3 separate regions of the Mus musculus genome follow, and regions 1 and 3 are each linked to region 2. The links are chromatin loops, found by intact Hi-C in ENCODE. Cell type or tissue: heart. All regions are shown on one strand.

Region 1 (8,000 bases), 930 kb after region 2:
AGAAATGTGCCATAGCTATAAAACGCATCCCAGATGCCAGACATTTAATATAGAGAATAACTTGAAATACACTAATGGGTCTGTGAGATGGCTGAGTAAGTAGAGGTTCTCAGCTCGAAGCTCAGAGACCTCAGCGCAGTGCCTGGGACTCATGAAAGGTGAGAGAAGTGAGCCAACACCACAGAGTTCCTTCTGGGCTCCATGGATGTGTGCGCCCATCACACACAGCAATGACATAGCAATAATAATAGTAAGTGAGGGCCAGGGAGGTAGCTCGGCAAATGAAGTGCTTGCTACATAAGGCTGAGCCTGAATTCAATGCCTAGAACCCTCAGTGGAAGGAGAGAACAGACTCCCAAAAGTTGTCCTCTGAGCTCATACTTGCCTGCTCTATGTCTCTCTGTCTCTGTCTCTGTCTCTCTCTCTCTCTCTCTGTGTCTCTCTCTCACACACACACACAAATTAATTCAAAATAGTAAACTTTAAAATCTTTTAAATATGTCATTAATTTTTGAATGATTGCATGTGGAAATAATAACATCCTGGACATATTAAATTTAACAAAATATATTATCCAAATTGATGGCCCATACCTCTTTTTTTTTTAAGATTTATTTATTTATTATATGGAAGTACATTGTAGCTGTCTTCAGACACTCCAGAAGAGGGAGTCAGATCTCCTTACGGATGGTTGTGAGCCACCATGTGGTTGCTGGGATTTGAACTCTGGACCTTCGGAAGAGCAGTCGGGTGCTCTTACCCACTGAGCCATCTCACCAGCCCCCATGCCTCTTTTTAACATTAAGTTTTTATTACGCTTGTTTGTGGGGCAGGAAGTCACATTTGTACCATAACGCATGTGTGAAAGTCAGAAGATAATCTGTAGAAATCTCTGTTCTCTCCTTCCACCAGCTGAGCCCCAGTATTGAACTCAGGCTGTCAGGCTTGGCGGCAAGCACCTCTGGACCATCTCAGCATCCCTCTTTCTACCTTCTTTTACGTGACTCTTAGAAACATGAACTTGCATGTGGTTCTCGTTGTATTTCAATTGGATGACACAGATCTGGATCTCATATGTCTATCACCAGCGTTGTAAATGCAAACTGAAACACGTGTACCTATGAACCCTGGAGGCTCTAACTCCACATCACCCATTGACTCCCCCTGCATGTACCCAGACTCTAACCCCACGGGAGCAAGATTAGACAAGGCCTCTCTGACATTCATGAGAACAGAGACTTGAGTTTGTGTCCCAGGACCAGACAGGTATCCTGTCAGGGAAAGGGACTGGAAGTGAAGTCATAAGCAGCCACCAATGGTTTCTAGTCAAAGGCACAAGGATCCGTTTTTCCAGCCCTAGAAACTTATTCTGAGAAACTGTCTGGGCAGTCTGTGATTGATTAATCTTGGCTGTCAAGTTGACTGGATCTAGAATCGACTTCAAGGCAATCTTTGGGCGCACCTATGATGGGTTGGCTTTGATATTCTTATTTGAAGTGGCAAAGACCCATTACATGTCGGAGGGAGGGTTCAGGGGCACCTTCCAGAGGCATCTCTGATAAAAAGAAAAAGCAAAAGGAAAGGCTTTGCCCTTTGCCTGCCCGCCTTCACTCTGGCTGACAAGTTCATCAACTCTGTTGCTGCTGTGGTGGCTGCAACTCTTCACTGATATCAAAACCAGATTTCCCCTTCCCTTCTTCAGGCTTTCAATGAGGATCAAAGTGGCTCTCCAGGAAGCATCTAGACTTTTGACACAAATTGGGACTGCTAAGGAACCCAGCCATAGGCACTAAACCACCACCAGGTTCTCAAGTCTCTTTGGTGTGAAGGCAGCCATGTTGAATTTTTCCAATCATATTCTATAAGCCAATCCAAGAAACAGGTTTTTAAAGTATACACACCACTGTTAGTTCTGTTAAACTGATAGTTCTGTTCCTTTAACGAACCCTAACACAAGCCAGAAAGCATTCTCTCCTGTAATGAATAACAGGACTCCCACAACCCCACTCTCCTGTAACCCCTGTGGCTTCAGTTTGCTACATAAAATCGATTGTTCCAAAAGGACTCCAACAATGCCTTTGATTGGCCTGCAGGGCAGAGAAGGAGCTAAGGCAGCTGGAGAGGAGGAAAGTGCCCTTCAATGGCCAGTTCTGAGCCAGGGCACCCACTTGGACAGCCCAGCAGTAGAGATGGGAGACGGGAAAATAAGGTGTGGGGGTGGGGGGGACGATGACAAGTGTGGCTTGCAGAAAAAGGAAACATGTGCCCCAAATCTGAAGGCTTGCTTCAAGAATGGGGAACGAGCTGCCCGAGTGACCAGTCTGTTTTCAAACCAGAAGTGCAAATTGCAAAATGCTCATTCGGATGATTTTATGATCCCAAGTCACTGGGGGCTGGAGAGACGGCTCGGTGCTTAAGGATCACATACAGCTCTTGTAGAACAGCCAGAACTCAGCTCCCAGCACCCAAGTCAGGCAATCCACAACCTCCTGCACCTCCAACAGCCTCTTCTCCACCCTCCACTGACACCTGCGCTCACACATACACATTCCCACACATGTAAAATATTTAAAAACTAAAAATTTAGACCTACGTCCAAATTTGTCAATCTTAGCAAAACAAAGTTAGGAAGAAAGGCATTTTCATATCTAATAATTAATATTGCTCACCATTCAAAAGTACCAGTATTTTCATTAAATGTGCAAGTGAAATTTTATTATCTCCAAAGGGATTGTATACCTTTGGACAAACGAACAAAACTATCGGTAAGCAAGAGTAGCAGTAGCCAGAACTGCTGACTGGATCGGAGCGGGGTGGGGGTCCTTTAATCCTGCCCCTAAGGAGGAACTTGATCTGTGAGAGAAATGTCTCTACTTATTCATTCCTGGAATAGCCGAAGCTCTTTCAGTAGCCTTGAAATACATAGCATTAGCTCAGACACTTGCCTGAGGGAGTGACTGATTTTTTTTTTCCTAATAGAAAAAGAAACACAAAGATGGGATTCCATAACTAGATAGAGACGAAGCAATGTGAAGACATGAGCAACAGTAAAGAGGCCAACTCTGAGCTGGGCAAGTGCAAGAAAAGGCAGCCAGAAACTTAACACTCTCAGCTGGAGGTGGAGAGACATAGGGCGCGCATCCTGAGGCTTCACAGCTTCCTGTGTGATGAGAGAAACAAGGCTGAGGAGGAGGACAAAGTGTGAGCTGCAAGTGAAGAGATGAAGGGAGAAGAGGCCATTCCTCACATCAATGAGGTGAGCCCCCTCCCCCGCCAAAGTTCTCTCCCAAGACCCTCTATAGAGACTTCTCTTTGTTCCAGTCCACCGCAGGGCCCTCCCTTCTCAACAAAGTTACACACCCAAGACATCTCCTAACCACAGGGAGACACTGTCTAGAATGTTGCTCTCAGCCGGCTGGGAGTGCATCTTCATTTCGCAGAACAGACTCCAAGACAAGTCCAAAGAAGCCGACGTTCCTCATGATCCCAGCTTGGTGCTGAGACTCGGCGCTCCATGAATATTTGTGGACTGAGCAGTCTCTGAGGTCTGCCCACAGGTCCACAAGAAAATTAAGCAGCATCTCAGAAGCTGCTTGGCTGTGACCATCTCCCAGACTCCCGCGCCCCCTACCGACCAAGAAGGAATCTGCACGCAGGACAAAGTTGGCCGGCAGGATTAAGAGCTATCCTGATGCAGGGCAGATGACAGGGCTGTCGGGCTTTGCTGCGGGTTCCAGTTCGGTCCACCTGAGACTGTGGCATTGATCCTGAGCTCAAAGGCATGGCACGGTATGGCATGGCCTCTTGAAGCACCCTGCACAGCCGTGGAGTCTGCTTAGAGTTTCTCATCCAGCTCTAGGCCATGGTTCTCCCAGGTGCCTCCATGCAACCTGTCAGGGCTGCCCCGGGGAGACCGGTTTAGGTAGTTCTGGATGGCAGAGGCGCAGTCCAGCCGCTCCATGGAGGTCATGAGATAGTGCAGCTCCTGCAAGCTGCCATTCTGTTCCTCGAACAATTCCAGAATGGCCGCGGCGGGACTGCGCTGGCAGGACAAGAACCTGTCTCCACGGGACAGGGGCGTGGTGAGAGGAGAGCAGAGCGCTCAAGAGCAGTATGAGACACACTCTGTACCTCTGCGCCCCACCCCTGAGCTCTGCTCCCGCTAGCCTTGTCTACCTCCCCGGAAGGGTGGGACTTTGCAAGCTGAGAGGAGCCTGCGCTCCGCTCTTCTTAAGTCAGCTTGAGTGGTAGACTAAAGCAGGCTTGAGCAAGTCACGGAGAGCAAGGGAATTAGCAGCACCCCTCCATGGCCTCTGCATCAGTTCCCGCCCCCTAGATTCCTCCCTTGAGCCCTTTCCTTGATTTTCCTTCAAAATGGACTGCCGCCAATGATAAGCAAATAAACCATTTCCTTCCCATGTTGCTTTGCGTCATGGTGCTTTATCACCGCAATAGAAAGCAAACGGAGACAGGTGTTAGCTACAAACTCACACTCGAGAACCATGAACATTAAAAACAAAAACAAAAAAACCTCATGCTTTAAGTATGCTTATGATTTTGTGTTGGATCACGCTCATAGTTCCCTTGACGACCCTCCATTGTTTGCGAGCCTTTCAGAGTCCCTTTTACTTAGCAGCCAGTCTACTCCTGCCTGCCTCCTTCACCCACCACCTGGTGATGCCCTGCCTTTCTGACCTGCCCTCGCCTCCTCCCACCTCTAACCTAGCTTGCATATTCTGCCCCCCACTCAGCACCTCTGCTGCTCCCCGCAGCTAGAGCATCCTCTATGGTTTCCTCTCTGGCATCCTGTCTTACTCTCAATTCTGCCGTCCTCTGGTTATTTTTTTTCTTCTTCAACTGTTTGCATCTCTCTTTTCAGTGTTCTGCAATACTGAACACCCGGGGCGGGGGGGGGGGGGGGGCGGGGGGCACAAGGAATGTTTGCTGTTATTCTCAAGTTCTCAGAGTTCCTTGTTATCGATCATTTGTGCTCCTAGGAGGTGAAAACCTATTTCACTTTTGGATCCAGGCACATAGACAGACACTTGACAAGTGTTTAAATCTCTTCTGCTTCCAAGGTCTGGCTCTAGCTCATCTCTTGACGACAGCATCCACAGCCTGGACTCTAGGGCCTAGCACAGAAAGGCTCTTTTACCGATCCCTTTGTGAGCTCCTTGGCAGGAGCCCCAGCTGCACTGCCACCATGATTACTAACACCTACTGTGTTAACAAGCGACGGGCTTCCTGCTACACACTGTACACACAGTATCCTATAATCTTCTTTTCTGTGCCGTGGGCCACAGTGTGGCAAGCTAGTACCAGTGACTTGTATCGTTCCTTGTGAAATATTTATTGCACACCTACTACGAGACCGACATCAGCTACATGTTGTATACACATCATCCTATAATCTTCTTTTCCGTGCCTTGGGCCACAGTGTGGCAAGCTAGTACCAGTGGCTTGTCTCATTCCTTGTAAAATATTTACTGCATACTTACTATCAACAGACATCATATAACTGATCTCATGCTGAAAGAATGGGTCTGAAGTCTTGGAGAGAAAGCTAAGTGTTCTAAATTCTGCAGAGGCACCTGGGACCCTCCTCTTCAACTGTGAGGCTGTCACTACTTTTTCTCTTTCACTTTCAAAATTCATAGAATAGGCATAGAGGAGTGTGAGCTGGAAACTGACGTCCACATACAACGTATAAACAGTGTCCACTCTTCCCCTATCCAAGGAATGAACTGGGAACAAGGAACTTGGTCAAGCTCAGACATACAGGTGGTAGCCTCTTACACCACTGCCCCAAACAATCCCAGAGACTCTTACAAAAACTGCAATCTTAGTGTTCATCAGTTTCCTTCAGCCCTGGACTTGAATAATGATTAAAATAAAACTGTCTCTGCAGTAGAGAACTGAGACCCCCAAGGGCAACCTAGAACCAAGTCACCTTACCCAGTCCCTAAGAGAGTCTACCTATCTTCTCGTTTTTGTCTTGTGACTAAATTGTAAGATGGTGGTAAGAAATTCGAGTCTTTCTCTCCCCAGTTTGGCTAAACCAGACTTAAATCTTTTTATCAATTTCTGTTTTTTCAACTTCATCGGAAATACAGATAAAAGAGGTGGCCAGTATAAAGACCTGTGTGTCTGGTGACCATCACTCTGGACCTTGAAGATGTAGAAGCGGCAGAAAGAGCTATACTAAAGGGACTCTGGAGGGACTCAGTAGGTGTTCACTAACTTTCAAGTCATCCCCTTGTCCCTAGTCCAGCTCCCAGGATGTTGGGAAGTCCCCCCACCCCAGCCTACCTTCGAACTTCACTAAAGATGTGCCTGTTGCTTACCGGATTTTCATGCCACAGAGACCCAGGTGGGAGGCCAGTCTGCGCCAGTCATTCCCAGTGACACTGTTGGGCTCCAACAACATCTGCAGCTGCTCAAAGAGCTCTGGGGGCAGCCTGGGGCAGGGAACAGGGTGTTTACTGAAGGAAGGTTCCAAGCCCAAGGGCTGGACGGACAGTTCAATCCGATGCCACACACAGTCATGAGGTCCCAAGTTCAATCATCAGCACCCACATGAACAGTCTAGTGTGGTAGCCTGCACTTGTGACCCAGCCACAGGGGGAGAAGAAGACCAGCAGATTTCTGGGGCTTGCTGACCATCTACAGCTCCAAATTTACCTCAACACTACCCAAGATTCACCTCTGACTTCCATGCGCCTCCATGCTACCACATACAAGAATACACACACCCATCCTCTCTACCTACTGGTGCTGAGACAGGATTGGCAAACATTCCCCCAGCTGGCAGCCAAAGCTACCTTTGCTCACCTGTTGCACAGGGGTGGCTGGGAGACAGGAGGGGGCACTGCCCAGGTCTCTTCCTCCGATGCCTGGAATCTGAGGATTTCAACGTATTTGGTTTCCAAGCCCTGAATCACCAACCGGGACAGGGAACACACTCAGGGGGGTCATGGGAAACTCCTCCTCTCAGCCCCCCTCCATTCCTCATGACTCTTTTGCAACCTGTATCACCAGAAGCTACAGCCCCCTCCCTACCCAGTACCCTGGACCCTCTGCCTCCCAGACTCCAGAACCCCACAGTCAGGTTTGCCCCTGAGAACAATAAAGCCACACATGGTGCATCTTAGGCTGGCAGAAGACAAGAAGACACAGGCCACCACCCAGTAACCAAGCCTGACCTCCAGCTGTCCTCCCCAAATGATAGTGTGAGGCTGCCTGCCCTCAGCTTCCAACACGCTACTTTGGTTTTCCAAACACTCTCAAACCTGACATGTTCATCTCTTCCCTGAAGCTGTGGGAGGGAGGAAGGAGGAGGAAATAATACCCCCCTTCCACCTGCTCAAGCCCTCCTTCTCATCACCCCCCTCCCCAAGATAGATAGAGATGGTCACCCTGGAGGAGGCTAAGTCTCCCAGATGCCCCCTAGCTGTCCTAAGTTGGAAGAAAGAGTTAATGTCAGATTTGAGTCTTTTGAACCTTCTGATGCATTCATCTACCCATAGAAAGGGCTCAGGGATAGAGGGTAGCTAGGGGGCCAGCTGGTGGTCTAAGTCCTTCAAAGATCTGGCATGGTAGCTCTATGATAAATAGTCTTCTTTAACTACCTTGCTTTGTAATTAGGACCCTACTCCATGTGTGCCAGAGCCATCCCCCTTCCTAGACCTTCCAAGGCCCTGCCCTTCCTCAATGCCTCTGCACAACTCACATCCTGGAAGGTGTGCATGGTGACAATGATCTCATTGGTTAATGCCGAGCACTCTTCATTCCCATTGGCTACAAAGAGAAGCAAGATGGGTGAGCAAGAAAAAGACTCAGGGTAGGTAGGGCTGCAGAGCAGGGTATCTAGGAGGGAAGAACAGGAATCGAACAGGGCTCTCCTTTCCTACCTGCCTTTCTCCGGAAGCAGAAAGAACGGAAGGGGCACTTTCCATGCCAGATGTGGAGATGTGGAACCAGCTGGCTACTGCTATCATCCA
Region 2 (8,000 bases):
CTCCACGCCTTGCTCAGATTTCTGAGGGCTCACTCCCCTGCCATTTAGCTTTGGGGATTGCTGACGAGGTCTTCTGTCCTTTTGATTTTTTGGTCCTCTGTGGGAAAAGAACACATTTTTCATCTCTGAAAGCTTTTGAAATCTTTCCTTTATCCTACAGATACTGAAATGTCACCGGCATGTATCCAAGTGTGTGTGACACTTTAGAAATTCTCTCTGCTTAATATTTTATGGATTCTTTAAGCTTAAAGGCTGGGATTCTTTGCTATTATGGCTTGATGATTTTCTTCCCTCTTGAACCACCCTGTCTGTCCATTCTGTTCCTCTGAGACTTAAAATAGAAAGAAAGAAAGAAAGAAAGAAAGAAAGAAAGAAAGAAAAGGAAAGGAAAGGAAAGGAAAGGAAAGGAAAGGAAAGGAAAGGAAAGGAAAGGAAAAGAAAAGAAAAGAAAAGAAAAGAAAAGAAAAGAAAAGAAAAGAAAAGAAAAAGAAAAAGAAAAAGAAAAACCATCTGGCCCTATTTTGAACTCCTGAGAACTATATGTTTGAAAGAGGGTTTAGTGACTTCATTGTGGTCCTGATGGTTGGAACAGGAGACATTCAGAGCAGCCTGGAAAAACTGGGCAAGATTCCTGTGGTGAAGAGGAAACGCTGGAGAGGAAGGATTCCACACCAGGTGTGTGTGGCTCTGCAGGCTTGCAAGGTGAGCTGTGTGCTTAGATAGCCTGCTGTGTTACAGAGAGTTTGGTTTGGTGCAAATTGCCTCTATTTTCTAAATGTACATGCTCAAAATATGTAATTACCCACTAAAGGGAATGCCTGTGTGTGAAAGCCAGATGGGCACTTCTTCTAGAACCTGGCTAGCCTGAAGTGTAAGAAGGACAAGTTGCCTGTTAGGGCACAGAGCATGAAGAACCAGCCAAAGGAGGGCCCCTTACACAGAGGACAGATGGACATATGTCTCTTATCGATCTTTCTCATTGCAGTGACCAGACACTTGAGAAGCAGCAACTTAAGGTTGAAAGAGCTTGTTTTGAGAACAGATGCAGTTGGGGCTGGAGAGATGGGGTTAATGGTTCAAGAGCACTGGATGCTCTTCCAGAGGACCAGAGTTGGATTCCTGGCACCCACATGGTGCCTCACAACCACCTATAACTCCAGTTTCAGGGGATTCTGGCTTCCAAGGACAATGTAGACATGTGGTACACATCCATACACACAGACAAAACGTACATAAACATCTAATAAAAATAAAACATAAGTAGAAGGAGGGGGAGAAGGGATGCCGTCCTTCATGAGAAACACACGGCAGCAGGGGAGTGAGGCAGCTAGTCACCATGTTTCAAGGGCCTAGGGAGCAGAGAGAGGACAGGAAGGGGTGGGCCTAAAAGCCACAGAGAGCAGACAGGAAGAGGTGGGCCTAAAAGCCACAGAGAGCAGACAGGCAGAGGTGGCCCTAAAGCCTTAAAGAGCAGACAGGAAGGTGTGGATCCAAAAGCCCCAAAGCCGTGAGAAATGGCTCAGTGGCCAGCTGAAGACACGGCGAATGATTTATCTATTCAGGATTCTTATTCTGGCATCAGGGAGGCCCAGGCCCAGAGAAATAAGCTGGATATTCTAAGAGAAAGGAATTATATATAAACTAAGTTAGTGTGATTTAACAGTGGCCCAATGTCCTCAGACTCGCATCACCCCCAATTACATCAATAGGAGGCCTCCTTTCCAATTGTTGCTGTTTCTTTTCAAGGTGCAGATAGCTCTCTTTCATTGCTTATAGGTTGTCTAAATTAACACCCTATGTATCTATCCATAAATGAGACCATGATAAGATGTAGGTTTCTCAAGTAATGGACATTCTATGATAGTCTGCAAATATAGGACCAGAGAGATGGTTCAATAGTGAGGGGTGCTTGTAGTTTATGTAGGGCAAATGGAGTTTAATTCTCAGCGCCCATATCAAACAGTTCACCACTGTGAGCCACTCCAACTCTGCAATCTTACACCCTCTTCTGGCCTCCACAGGTTCTTATATACACGTGGCTGTGCACACAGACCCATACTTGTACATTGAAAAATATTGTTATTTTTTGTAAAGGAGCTTTCTATATAGAACTGATCTCCATCTGACACAAAGACGGCAATACAGACTGCTGCATGTAGCCACACCTTCACCTTCTTTCAGGTGAAAGCTAAAGTTTTGCACATGTAGACGCTCCCCAAATACTCCATCTTCACAACTTTTCCCAGGAGAGGGTGGAGAAGAAAGGTCCAAATCCCCAGAAAATCAGGATGGAGTCTTCAATCAGCAGGAAAGAATCATCATAATCTTTGGGATTTATTTTTACAATAGCAGCTGTTAAAACGCTGGTTCAACAATGTACATAAAACAAGGACCTGTCCCTACTTGGCTTCACTCATTATCCTGGAAGGGAAGCCATCAAATCATTCAATTTAAACAACTTCAGTTTTGCGTTGCATGAAAGTAAGCAGGGAGTCATAGTAAGAGACCATCCAATGGGGCCGGAAAGATCAGCAGTTAAAATTGTTCCCTGCTTTTGCAGAGGACTCCAGTTTGGTTCCCACCATCCGTGTCAGATGACTCAACTGCATGCAACTCTAGTTCCAAGGGACCTGATGCATTTTTTGACTTCCACAGGCTCCTGTACTTACATGAGCATGCCTGCACATAGGAGAGAAAAAGAGAGAGAGAGAGAGAGAGAGAGAGAGAGAGAGAGAGAGATCGATCGCTAAATGAGTGAACTGTGGACACTTTCCATTTGTTTTAATAGAGAGTTGACGATACTCTTCTTGCTATCTTCTGCTCATTCCCTGCTTCCACCCTCCCTCCCACATTGGGCTCTAGGGTGAACATAACACACTATAAGTAGATGGCAGTTCAAGTGTCTCCTTAAATAAGCCTGTCTGGGATAGTGCCTGGAACCTATATCGGAGGCTTCACCACTGTCTTCCCTTTCCACTCTGGACAAGAAACAGGCCAGTAAGGTGGGCTCTATAGTTTTCCTACCTGGTTTATGGCCTGGCCAAACTTAACACTGGAGTATTGAGGGAGAAAAGAATTACATCTGGCTTTGTTAGATGGTGCCCAGCCACCCTATGAGAGACATTGTTCTTCTGACCCAGGGTTAAAGAAAGGTCTTGCGTGCGCCTGACTCGCCAGCAAGAACAACGCTGCAACAGGATCCTTATGCACACGTTTATTGGGAGAGCTTGCTTGCAGAGGCGAAGAGACCCCAAACCCAGAACTGGTGCTGCTTATATAGGCCTAGAAGAGGCGTGTCTCACACCCAGATTGGTTATGCATGGGTTATGCTTACCACCTCATTTGCATGTCTCACATCTGATTGGTTAACATGTCTCTCATCTGATTGGTTAACTTCTCTCTCATCTGATTGGTTAACTTGTCTCTCATCTGATTGGTTAATTCTCAAAACCTCATCTTGGCAAAAAAAAACTTTACTGCCTATGTATGCGTGGTGGCCAGTGGTGGCCAGTGGTGGCCAGTGCCACCCTGCAATGGCACATGTGGCTTCCCACAGAAAGGGGTGAACAGCAATTCACTCCTGAACAAGTTCAGAGATGAATGAGTAGAATTGGGAGTGGGGTGAGCTTCTCCATGAGCTAGCTTTCTAGCCCTTGAGTGCAGAGCAGAAACGGTCCTCCCATGTCCCCATAGGATACAGAGTATGCAAGCATTGAACCATAGCTTCAACATTTGAGATATGCTAACTGCCAGTGGTAAGGCATCTTGGGTGCCCTCCGAATAGCAACCTTTGAATATCTGACACCCCGACAATGACACAAGCAGTCCAGACATTGAAGGACATGTAGTGATGGTGGTTCTCTCAGGCATGGATAACAGCCCTGTATTTCACAGGGATTTTGCTGGCTCATCAAACAAGGGGAGGGGAGGGGAGGCCCTGTGATCTTCCTGAAGAACTACAAAGGGCATATAATCTCAAATAAGTTACAAACATGGTTTACAAAATCAACAGCAGATACCTAGTCTGGGCTGAAGTTGTAAGCTAGCATGAGTGACAGTTCCCAGAATCATCAGGTAAGAACACGAGGTTTCTGAAGGGCATTAAAAATAAACAGTAGGACATCCAAAAAAAATGGCACTTTGCGGGACAATATGTGTGTCTTACCTTTATCTCAAGTGGATGAATGGAGGCCAGGAGTCACAGGTGGTATCTGATTTGTTTGATGAAGAATAAGGAGCCCCATTTCTATATAGATAACAGTATTCACATACACAACAGCACAAAGATCTGGCACAAAGAGCCTGGGTATAAAAGAGCCTCACTGCATTAGGCAGAGAGGATAGGATATCCTGGAGCCTCCTGATTGATCAGGTATAGAAGCTAGGGGTGACTTCCAAATATGCCCGCTAGGTGGCAGTGTTGATTAGTCCACAAGTCAGGGAAGCCTTCCAGGAATTCTCTTTGAGCTGAGTATTAAGACTCTCCAGTGAGAGCCCTGGGTTGAGGTTTGCCAATGGCAAGCCTTGCTCCCTTCATCTCTGCTTCACCCCTTTAAAAAGACAATAGGGGCAGCGCAGAATCTGTTTCCAGAACCTTTGAAGTCATTCATAGTACCTAATCTCTTCATTCTACCACACAAAACCAAGAGATACCAGCCTAAGGCAGATGAATTGTTCTGAATGTTAATTGATAAGGAGGCTGGGGGTCTAGAATAGTAGTCAATTTGGCTCCCCACAGCACAGGAGATGGGGTTCAAACACATAAGGGTAGCTCATGCTGCAAAATTACCCAACTACCCCCTTGGCAAATTAAGCTCCTTAAATTCTGCCATGGAATGTTTTTTACCCTGAGCTAGGCATGGCGTCGTCTGCTCGTGACCCATTTAGGGAGATTTGATTACTATTGACTTTCTGCCATTCCTTTACCTAATCCAAATAGTCAGGGATTTAGGTCGAAGGTGGTATGATGGCCAGGAACCCAGAACTGCACACACATTCTTCCTAATCCCCTACCAAAGCAGTCAGGGCTCTTGCTTGTGACAGAAATCCAATTAAGTATATCCTTAGACAGGAAAGAAGTGTTACTGGCACAGGATGGTTGCTGGTGCAGCTGGGGGCTTTGGATAAGCGGCGATCACAGGTTATTTCTGGAACATTCTTGCAGACATTCTCTATTGCTTTGAGTGTAGAGCCCTCTGTCTCCATTGGGAGATTGTGTTTCTCTCTCTCTCTCTCTCTCTCTCTCTCTCTCTCTCTCTCTCTCTCTCTCTCTCTCTCTCTCTCTCTCTGATGTTGACCTTGGAAACGTCTGAAATGGATAGAATAAGACACTTTAGGCTAAGTTCACCATCACCAAACACTGACTCTCTATTTTATTTCTCAATTAAAGTCACCTTTGCTGGCGTAAAAGCACCTGGTTCTCTAGAATACTAGAACACAGCCACTGGCCACCGAAGGAATGACACACAAGGAAAATACGAGAATCTCTCCTCCAGAAACCTGTTCCAATGATATACTTAAGTTTCACTGTCTTCTCTTTCTCCGTTGATAGTGAGAAACACAGACATCTCCCTTCTCTTGGGAGATATTAATTCCCAGTGAAACTGAAAGCCAGGGGTAACGAAGGTAAGAATTCTGAAATTTTGGTTCCTTTTAAAAACACAGAAGTATTCTGAGAAAGTGTTCTTGTTTTGATCCCAGGTGTGGGGATATGGGACTGCTTCAGATTGTCCATAGCAGTTGACCATGATTTGTTGCGTGTAGCTTTTGCTACCACGCCTAAGCTCTGGGAATGGGCCACACTCCCAGCCTCTACCCAGATTCCTTTGAATTCACAGATAAAAACCATAGAGACATACATTGTTCAATTTCAACCTTTTTGGCCCAGTTGCTGGGTGGTGCTTATTCCCTGCCTGGAGAAGCATGCCCTTATCAATACTCTTAGCTGAGCACCTCTTCACCTGAGCTCAACTTTAATTGCTCAGTTATATCTAGTCCCAGCTAAACACTCCCAACTGCCTGCCTGTAGGAGTGGCCTGTGGCCACTTTGTCTGAGGTCTCTCGTGACTGGTCACCTTTTCTCCCTCAGAAGCATGGCAAATTCTCTCTTTCACTCTTCTCTCCTTGTGTCTGTCTGCTTGCCTCCAGGAACCTGGAAGTCCTGCCTATTCCTTCTGCCCAGCAATTGGCCCATGGCTTCTTTACTGACAGATCAAGAACCAGTTGGGGAACAGGACCTTAACATCAGAACTATCCCTACAATGATTTGCCTCTTGCTCTGAGTGGGCTGTGATTTTGCCAGCTGCAGATAGTTTCTGGGATTATGTGATGTTTGGAATTCTGGAGACTTTTCAGAGGGTACATCAATGGGCCCCAAGAGATGGATGGGTTGTTTTTGGTTGTGGTTTGCTAAGTAGTATGGGCAAATAAGAAACAACAAGAAGAAATTAGATATCCTGAGAGCAAAGATCAGACTTCACTCAAGGGACTTGATACCCTTAATCAGCAGGAAGTAGTCTAAGCATAGCACTGCCACCTTTCTGACCCCTGACTTTAGTCAGAAATCTCTTTTCTTTCCTCTCTATCCATTTTTCTTCTCTATTATCCCGGTTGGCTTGCTTTTCATTGGCTTAGCCAATAAGAGCTGGAGGCAGTGGAAGACACTAAGGCAGATGAAGCGGTGAGCAGGGAAATTAAGGTCCACAGAAAGAAGAAAAGAAATCTGGGCTTCTGTTTCATTGGAATATGAGTGACGGCCATTAACACAGCTGTTAATTGTATGTTGCAGGCGCACCGAAGACTATATTTCTGAGTCCTTTGTAGTTGGTCAGGATCATAGAACCAGCTCAGCCAATGTGTTGTAAGTGGAGATGGCTAGAAAGGATGAGCTTCTAGTTTAGAGCTGAGCACTTAATTCTGGTATAGACTTTTTCCAGAATGTTCTTTCTAGGGTTATCACCTGCCCAGTTCAACGTAGCAACTGTCCCCCCAGAGTGAGTGTAATGAGATTGTGCTCGTCAGCTCGATATGGACCTGAACCATGAGCACGAAATAAACCACTGGGCAGCCAAGACTCGGACGTGAGGTTGACATTGGTGTAACCTAAAACATCTTTAATATGATAGAAGCCCAGTGAAATCACTGAATCGTCCACGTGCTTCTCCCTAAGCCTTCCAGAAGCTCCAGGAGGACTACAGTCCCTGCCTGCGGTGCTGCACAATAGCGCTTTAGTCTTCATGGATAGACACACTTGCACAAATACATACAGTTCTGAACATTCATGATGTTCTAGAGTCTGGTGGCTGCTGGACTGCATGCAGTCTTTGGGCTTCCCAGGTCCTAAATGATTTCACTGTCCAGCATCAGCACCTCAGCTTGATTTCTTTCTCATAGAACTATGGATTCTGCTGGGGAAGCAAAAGACTCCAGGGTGGCTGCTGAGAAAGATGATGATGATGGTGATGGTGATGGTGATGGTGATGGTGATGGTGATGGTGATGGTGATGGTGATGATGACGATGATTTTGATGAAGGAGTTGTGTCAGCCAAAAGCCATTCCAACTACCAGAGATCAAAAACTGAAGTTTTGAGTTGCACCTTTCACATTGACCTGGACGAGAGGCCTGCCCTCTCCATGAAAAATGGGGTTAGCTTACTAGAACTCATTAAAGGTGCACCCTCTTTCACAATCTAACCTTCAAGAGTGAGTGTTCCCTGACTTTAGGAAAGACGATGCTATGCAAGCTGAGGAAAGGTCCAAAGTCATTTCATTTTAAAGTCTTAGAGTGACCCCACGCAGAGACCTCAAACTTTAAACATAGTGCTTGACTCCTCGGAGTCTCTGAATGTACTTACTTGATCTGCCATGATTTTAGTCTGATAGTAGATGCTATTTCCATGGAACTCTGGCATATCAGTCATTCCTTCAGATCAGGGTTCCTTGGAGAAGTAGAAAGCCCAAGAGACAAATGCAAGTCCATATTTCTCCTCTCAGTACTTGC
Region 3 (8,000 bases), 500 kb before region 2:
AGGAGCAGGGAGAGGGAGTCTGGCCAGGTGCAGCAGGGGCACCCAAGCCACTCACCCACACACCTGACCCCTGGGACGAGGGGTGACAGGCCAGGCCCGTGGCTGCACGAGCTAATGAGATTCCCTTTGCAGCTTCCTGCTTGCTTTAGTCCCAAGCCTGGGACAGAAGAGAGGGGTCCCCAGGGGCTGTGTACTTACATTTCTTCTGTAGAATGCTCTGTCTGGCCTTGATGAATGCTAGGATGTCGGAGTCTGTCTGGCTGTCTCCAGTGAGAGGGATGGATGATAGGGGCCTTTCCAAGATTGAGGACAAACACGCATCACAATGTTATAAGTCACTGCACCCCAACAACACCTTATACCCGGGTGTAGTGAGTGAGTGTGCATGTGTGTGTGTGCACGTGTGTGCATGTGTGCGTGTGTGTGTGGGGGGGGGCGGGGTCAGAGAATAACTTGTGGCAGATGGTTCTCTCCTACAGAGAGTTTTCAGGATGAAACTCAGGCCATCAGACTGGCTTGTGTAGGCTTTTACCCACTGAGCCGGCTCTTCTCTTTTGGGGCACCTGGTTTTCATCTGACCCTCCAGCTTTCCAGTTCCTCTGTGAAAACCTCATGGTGTACCCCCTTCTTATCACTCCTGGAATAGATTTTAAACCCTGCCCCATGACTTCCTGGGTCCTAAGAGCCCTGACCCTGGTTCACTCCTGGACTTTATTTTTCTACTTCGATAAACTGATGGGTCCAGTCTTGGGGCCTTTGCTCCAGCTGCTCCCACTCCCAGAGGCTGCCCCGGATGCTGTTACACAGCTGACTGATGCTTGCTCCGTCCCGTCATCTCCAGCCTTTGTATTCTCTCATCCCAGACGTACTCAAACCAATCACACTCTACCTACTTTTCCTTTGGCACCCAGCACAGTTTGACATCTTGATGATGTCTCCCCTGTACCCACGCAGGGCTGACAAGGTGTAGCTAGTTGCCCCCAAGGCAGAGGCTGCTATTCTCTATCTCTTTCAGATCACAACCATATTTAGCTAAAGTGCGACTGTTAAAAACTACATTTCCCAGAATCCTTTGTAAGCAGAAGAGTTGTGTGAGATGCAAATATTCTTCTGAAAAGGTGAGGGTACTGACTCCTCTTTTGCTCTTTCTTCATCTGGCTTAGAGAGCCCCCTGGCTTTGCCAGTCTCATGCCTAGGAAGGACGCCACAAAGTGAGTGCGCTCTTGGACAATCGGGTGACGAGTTTGTTCTTGGTCACTGTGATTTTTGGTGGGCACCCTATCTGTAGAATTCTGCTCAGGGGCTGCATGGCGGTGGGGGGGGGGGGTTGGAGGGTAGAGGGTGGGTGTTCAGGAACAGCAATGGGAGATGGTGAGGTCCACCAGTAGAGGGTGCACTCAGCCTGAGGTAGCTCTGAGAGAAGAGCTCAGATAGGTGACTAGGGTTCTAGTCTCATGGTTCCAACAGCCCTTGCTGGCAAGAGGCCGTTTAAACTCTGTTAGCCTAATCAGGGCTCCAGCTTCCTAGGGAAGCTGCCCAGCTCTCTGTAGTAGTGGGCAGAGGGCTCTTCAGAGCTTCTCTAACTGGCTTTCAGAGGGGATGGGGAATGGGACAAATTTCTACTATATAGACCTGCCTGGTTTTGAACTTACAGAGTTCCACTTGCCTGGTTTTGAACTTAGAGAATTCTGCCTGCCTCTGTCTCCCAAGTGCTACGATTAAAGGTGTGTAGCACCACACCTGCTCATCTTATACATCTCCTGATGGGAGCTACTCTGACCAGGCCTCGTAGGTTTTGGGGAGAAATCCTCCTGTTTTGAGAGTTTGGATGCAAGAGAAGAATGTGGGTGTGTTTGGGGGGGGGAGAAGCTTCCCAGCTACCAGGGCAGAGGTCAGCGCCAGGTTCTGCCTATAGCAATGGGTGGACAAGGGCCCCTCTGGTTGGAGAAGTAGACCTTAGGGCCCAGTCTGCCCACTACAGAGCTGTCACAGTATTAGAGGAGAGGGTACATACATACCTATCTTGCACCAGGACCCTGGAGCCACTGGGCTCTTGGCTTTGCTGGTTGGGGCAGGGGGAGGGAAGGATTCTTCTGGCATTCCTATCGCTGAAAAAAAAAGTCACAGGAAGTTCGAAGAGAAACACAGGGCTAATAGCGGCTTTGGTGAATTGACTGTGTTCTCTCCAAATCCCTATGGGAAAGCCCTAATTCCGAGGGTGATGACATGTAGAGGTACGCCCTGGTAGACAGATGACCAGATAATGACTAGATAGATGAGAGCCTGTGGGTGGAGCTCTCATGATGGGCTAGTGTCCTCCTGGGAAGGCAGACTAGGTCAGCGGGTCAGGACACAGCAAGAAGGACGTGTCTATACACCCAGAAGGGAGCCCACAGGAAGAGCTACATCCATGTACCCCGAACTCTGCCCCTAAAGTGATGGAGACAGAGTCTTTGGGATGAGATGGGGCCACGAGGCTGTAGACCCTCAAGACCGGGGTTGATAGTTTTACAAACGAAACAGGAGTGCTTTCTGACCCTGCCACTGTGGGAGAGGGCAGGGCCCTTACCAGACCTCCAGCCTGCCAGCTCCATTTTCAACTTCCAAGTCTCGAGAACTGTGACCAAACAAATGTGGAAAAGCAAATGAGTGTGGGACGTAGCACAGTGATGGAAAGCTTATCAGGTACACACAAGATCCTGGTGTGTTCCCCGGTACCTGAAAAACCAACCACCTACTGGCCAGTGAGCCACCCAGACGCTGACAGCAACTCGAGAAGACCTGGGTGATTTTCATTGTCAGAGCAAAGCGTTGCCGTCTTGAAGAAGGTGGACAAGCAGGTGGTGATTGTGAAGATGTCAACAACCGGGCTCTCCGCCCGCTGGCGCGGCTCTGCAGAGGCCACGCCCCTTGGCCCGGCAGTGCAGGGGCAGAGACCCAGACTCGCCCTCAGAAGTCTAAGGCACTCCGTTAGACCTTCCCGGGTATCGGCTCAGGAAAGAATTTCAGGACTAGTCAGTTTATGAGGCAGAGATGTGGGTTCATAGATGCATTAAAAAAAGGCACGTGACTGGAGAATAAGTGTGTACCCAGGAACAGAGGTGTGGGCTGCGCAGGGAGGAGCCTCAGAACGTGAGCGGTGTCACATGTGGGTACCCTGTCCTCAAGAGAGGAGCACAGCCGACTGGCTTAGCATTAGCCATTTAAACCTTTCTGCGGCTCTGCAGTTATATCTCAAAAGATTGCTTGGAAATCACCGGAGCCTTTCCCTTCCTTTCTCCTCTGAGAAATGGGGATTATGGGATGGGTGAAGTGATAGTCGGATAAGGTGATAGCAGAGCCACTAGGGCTGCACAAGGGGTTTAGGACATGTCCTTTCCCTGTTTCTGTGAGAGTCCTAGGCATCGGGAGACTTATCTGGGAGGAGAGAGGCTGTAAGTGGTGGCTAACTGTTCTGGAGTCCTTGCCGTTCTGCTGGTAAGCCACATCCAACGGATTCTGGGGTGAGGACTTCTTTCCTCTGTTGTGTCCCTAACTTTTTTCCAGGTTTCAATCTTGTTTCAATTTAGTCCCTGCTGCGACCTGGACAGGAAGTGTCCATCCCCCTCAGAGATGTTCATGGCTGTCAGCTTTGGGGAAGAGACTGGATCCTGAGGGATCTGCCCTCATTCTCTGATGGATTCCCCATTTGATGGCATTATTAATAGACAGACGGTAGAGATCAGGAAGTGGGTCCAAGATGGAGGAAGTAGGTTACCAGCAGAGGCGGGAAGGGCATGGCTTTGGCTTCTAGTGTCTGTCTGTCTGTCTGTCTGTCTCTGCTTCCCAATCCTTCCTTGAGGCAAGCCCACATTGTCTCTCCTCAGTTCAGAGCAATTGGCTCCAGCTGACCTCAGTCTGTGAAACCTCTGAAAACATGGGACAGGATAAACCTTTCTTCGGTCAAGCTGTTTTGTCACAGCAAGGGAAAACTGAGACATGAGGCCTTTCTGTGGTCAGAGGAGGGCGCTATCATCCTCATCTTAAGAGATGTGAGCCGAGGTGGAGAGGGATTACAAAGCGGAGCCCTATGCTATCACACCTGGGAGGCCTCCATTGTGCTCCCAGCCGTCCTGACCCACTGACTGGCTCCTGGCTGCTGGTACCGAAGGCACCTTATCCCTTGACTGTACGGGTCCCCTGCATGGTCTCTGATGACCACTGCATGCTTGTGGATGCACGATCCACATCCAGTACCTTGCTGCCTGCAGTGTGCTCCTTGCCCACGACTCCTGGCTGCAGGATCTCCACATCCCTCTTGTGGAGGAGCACAGGAAGGTTGCCGTTTGCTCCCGGTCTCTCTAGGCTATCCTGCAATATGCTCTGCCATATGGACTTGGAGAGCCTCTGATCTTACGTTGGGATGCTCCACTGAAGAGTGTTGTCAGAGGTGAAAGGGGCTTGACATGTCAGAACCTTCATTTTATAGCTGGGCGACACTCAGGTAGGGAGGTGGGCCAGGGTGACAGACACGTGAGAGATAGCTTAGTAAGTCCACTGTCATCTCTCCAAGCCCTCGATCAGGCCCACAGCTTGCTTTCCCACATATGAGTTTGGCTAGTTGCCTAATGCCAACCGTCTGCTCTCCCACCTGACATGATGATGAGGCCTCTTTACCCTGGGGCTGTCTCCACAGGCTCAGGACTGTGAATCGGATAGACAGGAAGGAAAGCCAGAGTGTGTGGCTCCCAGCCCCCCCGCCCCTCACACCTCCGTGCTCATCCCCTAGCTGTCTAAAGTGTCTCTGTGGCACCCTAGAGGGGGAACGGGAGACTGGAGCTCCTCTTTGCTGGGGCTGATGTGGGGTACTGCAGGACCAGAGATGACCACAAGGTGGCAGACTCTGCACACGCTTCTTGAGTGAATGGCTGCCATAGTTTTGGGGTTTCTAGAGGAACCAGGAGGAAGCTGGGGAAAGCCTGGAATATGGAAAGAGGGGTTTCTTCCCACAGGTGCTACCTTCACAGCAGGTTAAGGGCAGTTTAGAAGCAGTAGTGGACCTGTGGGAATAAGCCACTGGCTGTCAAACGGCCCTCTCACGTGATGGACTCCCAGTTTAGCTTTCTTTAGCTGCCAGGGAATGTTCAGGGTGCCACATTGCTTAGGTCCAGGACCGAATAGTGGAGTGTGAGAGGTGAGCCAGACAACAGGGCGGAGGGATGTGACCACCAGGAAGAGAGCGGCAACCAGGGGCTCCTGTAGAGCTCAGCTGCCTGGTCTATCCTCTCAGGCGACTCAGGCAGGAGGATGGCACCCTGTGAAGTGTGGAGGGAAAGCACTCCCAGTTCCCGAGCTGCCCCCCACTCTGGGATACCACAGTTCAGATCTTCCTGCCTCTGTTTCCCAAGTGCTGGGGTTAAAGGTGTGCGCCACCAAGCCCAGCCCTACTAATTAACTATTAGTTACCATTAGTAAACATTGCACATTTAAGTGTCCTGGGTATATTTTGGGACAAGTTTCTTGTAACGTGTGCACTTTGCAAATATCCTCTGTTTTGTACATCCTTCTTTTTCTTTTTCTTTTCTTTCTTTCTTTTTTTTTTCTTTTTTGGTTTTTCGAGACAGGGTTTCTCTGTATAGCCCTGGCTGTCCTGGAACTCACTTTGTAGACCAGGCTGGCCTCGAACTCAGAAATCTGCCTGCCTCTGCCTCCCGAGTGCTGGGATTAAAGGCGTGCACCACCACGCCGGAGTCCTTTTATTTTTATTTCGTTGGTTCTTTATTTATTTGTGAGTGCGTGTTTGTCTGAGTGTATGCACACGTTTGTTTAAGGATGCCTGTGGAAGTCAGAAGATGGCATTGGATCCTGTGAAACTAGAGTTGCTGGTGTTTGTGAACAACCCAAAGTGGGTGCTGGGATCTGTGCCTGCAGCACAGAGCAGGGTGGCTTTTAACTGTCTAGCCATCTCTCCAGCCTAGTGGCATCTCTTAAGAATTTAATAAAGTTCCATTTACTGTCTTTTTCGTTTCTGAATTTACTGAATTTATTTTTAAAACATCCAGGCATCCCAACAAAACGCAGTTGTTTCTCTGTGGTGAGAGGTGGGCACTGTTTCCTGCAGCACAGTGCCACGGAAGCGTGGGCACTACAGCCTGGCATGATCTGGGAGGCCTGGGCGAATGTCAACCAGAACAATTTTTTTTAGGTAAGATTTTTTTTTAAATTAAAATATTAATTTTTCATTATGTATGTGTGTGTGTGTGCCCACAGAAGCCAGACCTGTGGGGTTTGCCTTTTCCTCTGGAGCTGGAGCTACCAGTGGGGTTGTGAAAGACCTGGGCTGGCTGCTTGGAACCAGACTCAGGACCTCTGCAAAGGCAGCGAGTGCTCTTAGCGGCTGAGCCATCTCTCCAGCCCCAAGAGTCTGGATTTGTAAAGACAGTTTCCGGAGACTTGCAAACGCAGCACAGACAGTCCCCAGGATGCCCTGCCCATTTCTGCAGCTGCTGCCCTCACCCAGCCAGCCCTGAACTCAAGGCCGCACACCTGAATGTGGCAGCTCTGAAGTTTTCCTTCTTTTGGCTGCAGCATAGTACCCAGGGCTCCACATTATCTGGAGCTGTCAAGTCGTCTTTGCCTCAGCTTGGCTTCAGGATGCTCAGACTTCCTGCCACTTTTGAGCTGTACCGGACAGGTATTTTGTAGAATGTCCCTTGCTGAGATTTGTGTGACATTTCCCTCAGGCTTCTACAGGCACTGTCTGACACCTTTTAAAAAAGTGTGTGTGTGCGTGTGCATGTGTGCCACAGCATTTGTGTGAAGGGCAGAGGACAACCTGCGGGAGGTGACTGTCTCCTTCCACCATGTGGGGCATTGGGATTAAATTGAGGTTGTCACAAAGATTCGTGGCAGTGCCTTTACCCCCTGAGCCATGCTGCCTGCCCCTGGCATCTTATTTATTCTTTTAATTTTTACAACTATCTAGTTATTTGCTTTCATTTTGTGTATGTGTGCTTTGTCCAAATGTGTATAAGTGCATGTACACATGAGTGCTGCCCTTGGAGATCAGAAGAGGGCATCAGATTCCCTGGGCTGGAGTATTAGATGGTTGTGAGCTGCCATGTGCTTGCTGGGAATTGAACCCGGGTCCTCTCCTAGTGCAGCAGCTACTCTTAATCTCTAGGACATGTCTCCTGCTCTCTTGTGTCTTTTTAAAAAGCTTCACTTCAGACTTCGAACAGGGGCGCTTGGTGTTCCTCAAGCTGGCCCCTTGATGGCAGAGATGGGTGCCCCACTCACATTGTCCCAACCTCTGACCTGGAAGGGCTGAGTCCGGGTTGGATGGCTGGGGGTGGGGATGGGGTGGGTGTAGATATGAGAGATTCTGCCATCTGTATTGGATGATTAGTAAGAGACCAGACCATGGTGTGCAGAGACACCAAGTCCCCACTTGATCTCTCTACCATTTAGAGAACCAGAAGGCATCAGATCCATGGGAGCTGGTGCTATAGGCATTTGCAACGTAGGCAACCCTGTGGGAGGCTGTCCGCAACTTGCCCATTTATCTCCTAATTTTCCTTAGGACAAGGGATATTAATACCCTTGTCACAACTGCCTGAGTCCTGATGGACTGAGTACTCTCTCTGCTACCTCTTCCCAAACATCCCTCCCACGCCACGCCCCTCCCCCGCCACGCCCCTCCAAGACCACGCCCCTCCAAGACCACGCCCCTCCCGAGCTGTACCTGGTCCTGCTTAGCCAACCCCTTCCTACTCAGGTGGCTAGGACCAGAACTCACACTATTGCACAACTTTTCTCCTGTTACAGGGATGGTAGGTGTACTGACTTGATTGTGAGAGGATCTGAAGGGATAATATTCAAAAGAGCTTAAAGACCACCAGCTGGAGGCGCTATAACCAGTCAAACAGCAAGGGCAATACAGTCTCAAGGAGGCGGCAGGGAGCCTTTCCTGGGCGACCTGACACAGGCCAATGACTGTGTCCTGACCTTTTCTTGGAGAG

The links. Peaks named below come from ENCODE experiments on the same cell type or tissue, not always from the same donor. Only the 100,000 strongest peaks of a DNase experiment are listed, where the experiment ranks them.
Region 1: a loop joins it to region 2, with 8 times the contacts of the local background. A loop is called at or near these places in 10 of 42 quality-filtered maps.
Region 3: a loop joins it to region 2, with 10 times the contacts of the local background. A loop is called at or near these places in 10 of 42 quality-filtered maps.

The regions. Positions count from the first base shown.
Region 1 is chr17:48,463,374-48,471,373 of GRCm38, reverse strand. It overlaps Unc5cl (unc-5 family C-terminal like), which reads right to left. Exons shown (of 9, transcript NM_152823.4): 5 at 7,911-8,000; 6 at 7,730-7,797; 7 at 6,832-6,932; 8 at 6,345-6,458; 9 at 2,688-4,058. The coding sequence ends at 3,836. Among named protein-coding and RNA genes, the nearest start is that of Unc5cl, 12 kb to the right of the region's middle. In heart, a CTCF peak has its summit at 3,637 (motif pointing left); a DNase peak (open chromatin) is centred at 3,693; H3K4me3 peaks cover 1,264 bases; H3K27ac peaks cover 428 bases; H3K27me3 peaks cover 3,146 bases.
Region 2 is chr17:49,396,733-49,404,732 of GRCm38, reverse strand. No RefSeq gene overlaps it. Among named protein-coding and RNA genes, the nearest start is that of Gm41594, 22 kb to the right of the region's middle. In heart, a CTCF peak has its summit at 4,394 (motif pointing right); a DNase peak (open chromatin) is centred at 4,432.
Region 3 is chr17:49,895,869-49,903,868 of GRCm38, reverse strand. It overlaps Kif6 (kinesin family member 6), which reads right to left. Exons shown (of 23, transcript NM_177052.3): 19 at 7,987-8,000; 20 at 2,570-2,617; 21 at 2,019-2,108; 22 at 199-293. Among named protein-coding and RNA genes, the nearest start is that of Gm16555, 78 kb to the right of the region's middle. In heart, CTCF peaks have their summits at 1,405 (motif pointing right), 4,640 and 4,868 (motif pointing right); no DNase peak of the experiment used is centred here; H3K4me3 peaks cover 931 bases; H3K27ac peaks cover 306 bases; H3K27me3 peaks cover 2,995 bases.